Regions from separate parts of the Homo sapiens genome. Here region 2 is linked to region 1. A link is an interaction called in ENCODE POLR2A ChIA-PET data of the cell type or tissue named here. Cell type or tissue: Panc1. All regions are shown on one strand.

The links. Peaks named below come from ENCODE experiments on the same cell type or tissue, not always from the same donor. Only the 100,000 strongest peaks of a DNase experiment are listed, where the experiment ranks them.
Region 2: POLR2A ChIA-PET joins it to region 1 with 6 read pairs; 14 of 35 experiments call an interaction of 5 or more read pairs at or near these places.

The regions. Positions count from the first base shown.
Region 1 is chr20:35,869,485-35,873,484 of GRCh38, reverse strand. PHF20 (PHD finger protein 20) reads right to left here. Exons shown (of 18, transcript NM_016436.5): 7 at 3,934-4,000; 8 at 2,351-2,530; 9 at 1,656-1,835. Among named protein-coding and RNA genes, the nearest start is that of SCAND1, 83 kb to the left of the region's middle. In Panc1, no CTCF peak of the experiment used is centred here; DNase peaks (open chromatin) are centred at 1,944 and 2,324; H3K4me3 peaks cover 733 bases; H3K27ac peaks cover 1,494 bases.
Region 2 is chr20:35,790,106-35,794,105 of GRCh38, reverse strand. All of the region lies in intron 1 of PHF20 (PHD finger protein 20), which reads right to left. Among named protein-coding and RNA genes, the nearest start is that of PHF20, 20 kb to the right of the region's middle. In Panc1, no CTCF peak of the experiment used is centred here; a DNase peak (open chromatin) is centred at 2,148.

The sequences.
Region 1 (4,000 bases):
AAAAAAAAAAAAAAAAAACAAAAAAACAGACAAAACACAGCCAAATGTTAGCCTAAAAACCAACCATATCAACAATTACATTTAGGCCAGAAATAGTGGCTCACACCTGTAATCCTAGCACTTTGGGAGGCCGAGGTGGGCAGATCACCTGTGGTCAGGAGTTCGAGGCCAACCTGGTCAACACGGAGAGACCCTGTCTCTACTAAAAATACAAAAATTAGCTGGGCGTGGTGGCACACTCCTGTAATCCCAGCTACTCGGGAGGCTGAGACATGAGAGTTGCTTGAACCCAGGAGGCAGAGGTTGAAGTGAGTGGAGATCAACCACTGCACTCCAGCCTGTGTGACAAAGCAAGATTCTGTCTCAAAAAAAAAAAAAATTATAAATGTGTATGCATCTAAAAGATCTTCAAAATACACAAAGCAAAAATGACAAAATTAAAGGGAGAAATGAACAAATCCACAATAACAGAGATTTTAACAACCTAACAACCTTCTCTTAGAAATTGACAGAACTAGACCAAAAGGAAAAAAACCCCACAAAAATCAATTTATCAGAGAAACACCATCAACTACCTTGATCTAACTGACAGATACAGAACAAACACATGACAACGGTAAAATACACATTCTTTTCAAGTGCATATGAAACATTCACCAGGACAGATCATATGCTGGACCATAAATTAAATCGCAACAAATATAAAAAGATTGAAATCCTACAGAGTATGTTCTCTGACCACAGTAAAACTATATTAGAAATCAATAGCAATAAGGTATCTACAAAAACATAAAATACTTCAAACTGAAACAACATACTTCTAAGTAACCCATGGTCAACAAATAAATCACAAGATATATTAAATTGAACAAAAATAAAAACACAACGTATCAAAATGTGTAGGATGCTGCTAAAGCAGTTCTCAGTGGGAAATGTATAATTTCATTATTTATTTATTTATTTAGACTGAGTCTCGCTCTGCTGCCCAGGCTGGAGTGCAATGGCATGATCTTGGCTCACCGCAACCTCCGCCTCCTGGGTTCAAGCAATTCTCCTGCCTCAGCTTCCCGAGTAGCTGGGACTACAGGTGCCTGCCACCATGCCCAGCTAATTTTTGTATTTTTAGTAGAGTCGGGGTTTCACCATGCTGGCCAGGCTGGTCTCGAACTCTCCACCTCAGGCAATCCACCCACCTCGGCCTCCCAAAGTGCTGGGATTACAGGCATGAGCCATCGCGCCCAGCCAGAAATTTATAACTTTAAATACTCATATTAGGAAGAAAGATCTTTTCACCAGGTAATGAAAAAAAAAAGGAAGAAAGATCTAAAATCAATTAGGTAAAGTTCTAGAAAAAATTGAAGGAAGAAAGCAAGATCAAAACAGAAATCAATTATATTTTTAAAAATAAACAATAGAGAAAATTGAAGTAAAAAGTTAGTTCTTTGAAAACAAAATAGATAAAGCCCTAGTCATACTAAGAGAGGGAACACAAATTATCAAAATCAGAAATGAAAGGAGCATAACATTAAAATGATAAGGGAATATTAATAAAAGGTGAAAAACAACAACAGAAAAGTCATTTTTTTTTTTTTAGTTCACAAAGCATAAGCAAAAGTGTATATAAAAAGAGGATTAATTTAACTCTAAATATGAACCTTCCACAGTCGAAATCTCTTGTAATTCCACAAGGGGAGAAGTCGGTTCTGTTTTCATCGTGTTTTCTCCCATTGATGGGCAGTTCAACTCCAAGCCTGCAGCCCCGGATCCATCCCCAAAGGAGTGGCAAGTCAGTGCAGATGAGACCTGGCCAGCTTCCAAAGCAGACTTCAACTGACCTAGAAGAAAAAAAGAAAGTTTGGGGGAAATATACATGTATGTAATTCTGAAATCAAAAGTCCTACAACAGTCTAAGAAAGCCAGGGACTTTTTAGAGGAAGGAATTAATCTAAAACATAAAAGCATACATTCACAGGTTCCCATACATACAGGCTGGCTTGTGAGCTTCTCAAAGAAAGAGGTTAAAGTGAAAGGAAAAATAGCTGGAAGTATAAACACAAAGGCACGAATGAGATGGCAGCAGAGAGAGAGAAGCAGGGCTCTTCGAACAGTGTACCTCCAGGCCAACACTGAACGGTAGATAAGCAAAACCAACCACAAATGCATCCAGAAAGTATGTCTATTGAATAAATCATCAGTGAAGAGCAATACATTATAAAAACACTGCAGCACATTCAATAGTTTGATTTCAAGACAATTTAATACTTGTGGAAGGCAGAACATAATGATTTACATTGATTCTCACTAAATAGGAACCAGGTTGGCAAGACAATTCCTGAACAGACTGACTCACCTTCTTCAGATTCCTTGGTACTAGACAACGTGTCTTGCAAAGGATCCGTATCAACCAAATCTGATACAACCAAGTCAGGATCTAGGATCTCATGGGTCCCATTAGTGGACAGCCTGGAGGAACGTCTCCTCGATAAGTCTTTGTCAGTGTTTTCCGAGTAGTTTTTTGACTTTTCCTGGGCTATTAAACCATTAAGAGAGTTGTAGTCAAGAGACCAACAAGAAGAAATAACTGTGCTACTACAGATTTCAGGGCTGGATGTCTCTAAAAGGACTTTACAGAGAGACTACTGGAATGTTAGAGTAGTGATAAAAGGAAATACCCTTTACTAGTTTACAGTTTTAAGTAAGGGAAAAGTGTCCCTGCCAGGATAGAATTTCACTTCTTTAAGGATTCATGGTCTGAAAACATGTGCTAGGTCATGTCCGAATCTTGACAACTATGTTCTATTTTGGGGCTTCCCAAATGTACTAACTTGCAAAGTCGACTTAAAAAGGTTTATAAGAGCCTTACTTAGAGCTATCACAAATCCTTTTTGGAGCCAACAGGATACTATTTTATTTTAAATTTATTTAAACATTTGAGCCAACTCACTCCAGAGGGTATTTTTTTAAATCAATAAATAGTATTTTATTTTGTATTTTTATTTTTTATAGGACAGAGTCTCACTCTATCACCCAGGCTGGAGGGCAGTGGCACAGTCTTGGCTCACTGCAACCTCTGCCTCCCAAGTTCAAACAATTCTCCTGCCTCAGCCTCCCAAGTAGCTGGGATTACAGGCACCCGCCACCACACCCGGCTAATTTTTTTTTTTTTTTTTTTTTTTTTTTTGAGACGGAGTCTCGCTCTCTCGCCCAGGCTGGAGTGCAGTGGCGCGATCTCGGCTCACTGCTAGCTCCGCCTCCCGGGTTCATGCCATTCTTCTGCCTCAGCCTCCTGAATAGCTGGGACTACAGGTGCCTGCCACAACACCCGGCTAATTTTTTATATTTTTAGTAGAGATGGGGTTTCACCATGTTAGCCAAGATGGTCTCAATCTCCCGTCCTCATGATCTGCCCACCTCAGCCTCCCAAAGTGCTGGGATTACAGGCGTGAGCTACCGCGCCTGGCCACACCCGGCTAATTTTTATATTTTTAGTAAAGATAGGGTTTCACCATGTTGGCCAGGCTGTTCTCAAACTCCTGACCTCAGATGATCCACCCACCTCAGCCTCCCAAACTGCTGGGATTACAGGCATGAGCCACTGCGCCAGGCCAATAAGTAGTATTTTTAAAGTTTCACTCTGCATATGAAACCCATCCCTTCCTAAGCCATTAAATTTCCAGTGGCATCCAAATCAAATGTGATTTATGGATATGGAGATGATACCACAGAACCCAACATTAGTACAGTTTGTGCTTTGGGATTTATTTTTCTTCTAGCAAAAACTCCTTCTGATCCAACTGCATCCAACTCACATTACCTCATGTGACCAGAGACAAACATTAGAGCCTATAGGGAATGGGGGACAGGATGAATATAGAGGAAGTTGACCCAAACAACGTCAAATTCTAGCCACACATAAACAAACTGTAGACTCACATGAATTTTTGTCAAGCCGAGGACGTTTTAATGGGACTTCACATCCTTTTGATATTTTCCTTCTTCT
Region 2 (4,000 bases), 79 kb after region 1:
TGGTCTCGAACTCCTGACCTCAGGCGATCCACCCACCTCAGCCTCCCAAAGTGCTGGGGATTACAGGTGTGAGCCACCGCGCCTGGCCTTTTTTTTTTTTTTTTTTTTTTGAGACAGAGTCCCGCTCTTGTCGCCCAGCCCAGCGTGCAAGGTGCAATCTCGGCTCTCTGCAACCTCCGCCTCCCAGGTTCAAGCATCTCCTGCCTCACCCTCCCCAGTAGCTGGGATTACAGGCGTGCACCACCATGCCTGGCTAATTTTTGTATTTTTAGTAGAGACAGTGTTTCGCCATGTTGGCCAGGCTGGTCTCGAACTCCTGACCTCCAGTGATCCACCAACCTCAGCCTCCCAAAGTGCTGCGATTACAGGCATGAGCCACTGCGCCATGCGAGCATATAAAGATCATTTCTGACAGAGATAAGTAATTGTGGGAAAAACAACAAAATAATGTGAACCAGCGACATGGAAAGGACTATTTTAGATACGGCTGTTAGAAAGGACTCTCAAGACAGGCACAATGGCTCACGCCTGTAATCCCAGCACTTTGGGAGGCCGAGGCAGGTGGATCACCTGAGGTCAGGAGTTCGAGACCAGCCTGGCCAATATGGTGAAACCCCGTCTCTACTAAAAATACAAAAATTAGCCAGGCTTAGTGGTGGGCACCTGTAGTCCCACCTACTTGGGAGGCTGAGGCAGGAGAATTGCTTGAACCCAGGAGGTGGAGGTTGCAGTGAGCCAAGATCATGCCACTGCACTCCAGCCTGGGTGACAGAGCGAGACTCTTGTCTCAAAAAAAAAAAAAAAGAAAAAGAAAGGACTCTCTGAGGAACTGAGGTCTAAGCAGAGAACTAGGTGACAAGAAGGAGATCTAAAGGAAGTGACTTCTAAGCAAAGGCAACTACTACAGGCAAAGAATCTCCGGCAGAAAGGAGCTTTCCCCACACACAGCTTGAACCTAGAAGGTTGAGACTTCCCACAGCCCATGCTGCTGTCCCAAGAAAGCATAAACAATTTTAGCCGGTCCAGTGATACCTGGGTCTCCCAGGAAGAAGCCTCCAAGAGGACCTTTTGCCAAAGTTCTGCCGTGGAGGAAGGCCAGGGAATGCCTAGGGATGGGTGCACAGACAGGTTTTAGACTCAGATTCTAACCAATTCTGGCTCCAGGCATTGTTGGCTGAGCGACGACAAGAAAAATCACTGAGCCTGTTTGCCCAGCTATAAGATGGGATCAACAGCCCCAATTTCCTAGGGTTGTTGTGAAGAATAAGTGAGCTAATGGATGTCAAGTGCTTAGCATAGCAAACTCTAAATGGTACTGGTGATGGCAATGGTGGTATACTAGCAAAAAGGACATCAGACACAAAGAATTATAGTCAATATTATTAAAAATTAACAAACAGTATCCAATATACTAAAGTGCATAAAGAGCGTATCTTTAGTCGTAGGGAAGTGACAAATTGGTTCAAGTAGGACCTCTTCCCAGGTCACACTAGAAGAAAGGGAATTAGTCCCTTTTACTTGACAAGGTAGGGAAGGAGGGAGGAAAGGCAGAAGAGGTAAGGAGGAAGAAAAAGAAAGGAAGGAAGGAAGGGCAGGCAAGAATGAAAAGAGGGAAGAAGCCAGGCACGGTGGCTCACGCCTGTAATCCCAACACTTTGGGAGGTCGAGGAGGGCGGATCACCAGAGTTCAGTAGTTTGAGACCAGCCTGGCCAACATGGTGAAACCCCGTCTCTACTAAAAATACAAAAAATTAGCCGGGCGTGGTGGCAGGTGCCTGTAATCCCAGTTACTCAAGAGGCTGAGGCAGGAGAATTGCTTGAGCCCAGAAGGTGGAGGTTGCAATGAGCCAAGATCGAGCCACTGCACTCCAGCCTGGCGACAGAGCAAGACTCTGTCGTAAAAAAAAGAAGAGTGAAGAAAGAAATAGGCCTCAAAACTTCACCCACTTTCTTCCCAGATACTTGAAATGCTTTCTGCAAGAGTCAAGCTTTGCCTTCCATAATTAAAATGCAAAGAGACAGCAAACATGAGTTGAGTTTACTCATTCCAAACTACTGAGAATGAGTCGATTAAATCAGTGGATTTTCCCAGAAGCAGTGGAAAGGGCCTGTGCCAGGGTTGGCCCTAAAATGTATCTGCTGTATGACCTTTCGCATATTACTCAATTTCACTGAGCTAATCATCTTACCCTTACAAGTTCCTTCTCCTTTTGTCCCCATCAAATAAGCCCTCAAGATTGGCAAGTGTGCCAAACTAGAAACATGGGCACTTCCCTTACCTCCTTCTCCTTCCCTCACCTCCCACACTCGGACAACATTTTGTAGGACCTGCTTCTAAGTCTCAGCCATTGCCAAGTGGATGCCCAGTTCAGCCCTGCATCAGTTCTAATCTTGATTACTCCAGCAGCTCTTGACAGAGCTCCAATCCTCCAGCTATACCTTCCCCAGATCCAAATCAATACTGTCTCATGAGATGACATCTTCTCAGTGGTTATTTTATGACAAATACTATTCTAAGATACATATATACACACAATTCTAAGATATATATATATATATATATATATACACTATTCTAAGATATATATGTATATACTATTCTAAGATAGATAGATAGATAGATAGATAGATAGATAGATAGATAGATAGATAGATAGATAGATACTATTCTGGTATATATATACATATATATAAAAACTATATCAGCCCATTTAGTGTCTACCTCTTAGGTTTGTAATGAGGATTATTCCCATTTTATGGATGTGAAAACTGAGGTTCACAAAGTAAGTTTCCCAAATACCAAGGCTAGTCAGGTATTGGGACAAGGAATTGAACCGAGGTAAGGCTGACTCCAGTTAATTACACTGTTGCCAATCTTCATCACTGCTGCTACAGTGATATTTCTAAAATGTAAGTATGATCATAAGACTTCTATTTTAAAACAGTTCAGGCCGGACGCGGTGGCTCACGCCTGTAATCCCAACACTTTGGGAGGCTGAGGCAGGTGGATCACAAGGTCAGGAGTTCAAGACCAGCCTGGCCAACATGGTGAAACCTCGCCTCTACTAAAAATACAAAAATTAGCCGGGCATGGTGGCACACGCCTGTAATTCCAGCTACTCAGGAGGCTGAGACAGGAGAATCGCTCGAACCCAGGAGGTGGAGGTTGCAGTGAGCCAAGATCGCGCCACTGCAGTCCAGCCTGGGCAACAGAGCAAGGCTCTGTCTCAAAAAACAAAAACAAACAAACAAAAAAAACAGTTCAGCGGCTCCCCTACAGAACCATATTCAAGGTACTCAGCGCAGCATTTGGGCCATTAGTGAGTTAGCCATTATAACCAAGCCAAAAGAAACTCTCTTTTGGAGCTTAAAAGGAGAGAAGCAGGCAAGCTTTAGCAGAGGGGCTGTGGGACACAGCGGTTATGAGCCAGAACTCTGGAATAAGAGTGCCTGAGTTTGGACCTCAGCCCCACCACTTTCCAGATAAACTTGCACAAGTCATTTCCTCTCTGAGCTTCAGGCTCCCCATCTGTAAAATGAGGATATCACCAGCACCTACTTCAAACCATCATATAGGTGTTGTGAAGATAAAAGTTATTAGCACAGGTCAGGCCCGGTGGCTCACACCTGTAATCCCAGCACTTTGGGAGGCTGAGGCAGGCGGATCACCTGAGGTCAGGAGTTTGAGACCAGCCTTGTCAACATGGTGAAATCCCGCCTCTACTAAAAACACAAGAATTAGCCAGGCGTGGTGGCATGCGCCTGTAATCCCACCTACAGGGGAGGCTGAGGAAGGAGAATCGCTTGAACCCAAAAGGCAGAGGTTGCAGTGAGCCGGGATCACACCATTGCACTCCAGCCGGGATGACAGAGCGAGACTCCGTCAAAAAAAAAAAAGTTATTTAGCAGAGCCTGGCACACAATAAGCTTGCAGGGTTACTACTGTTCTTGCTGGGCATGGTGGCTCATGCATGTAATTCTAGCATTTTAGGAGGCAGAG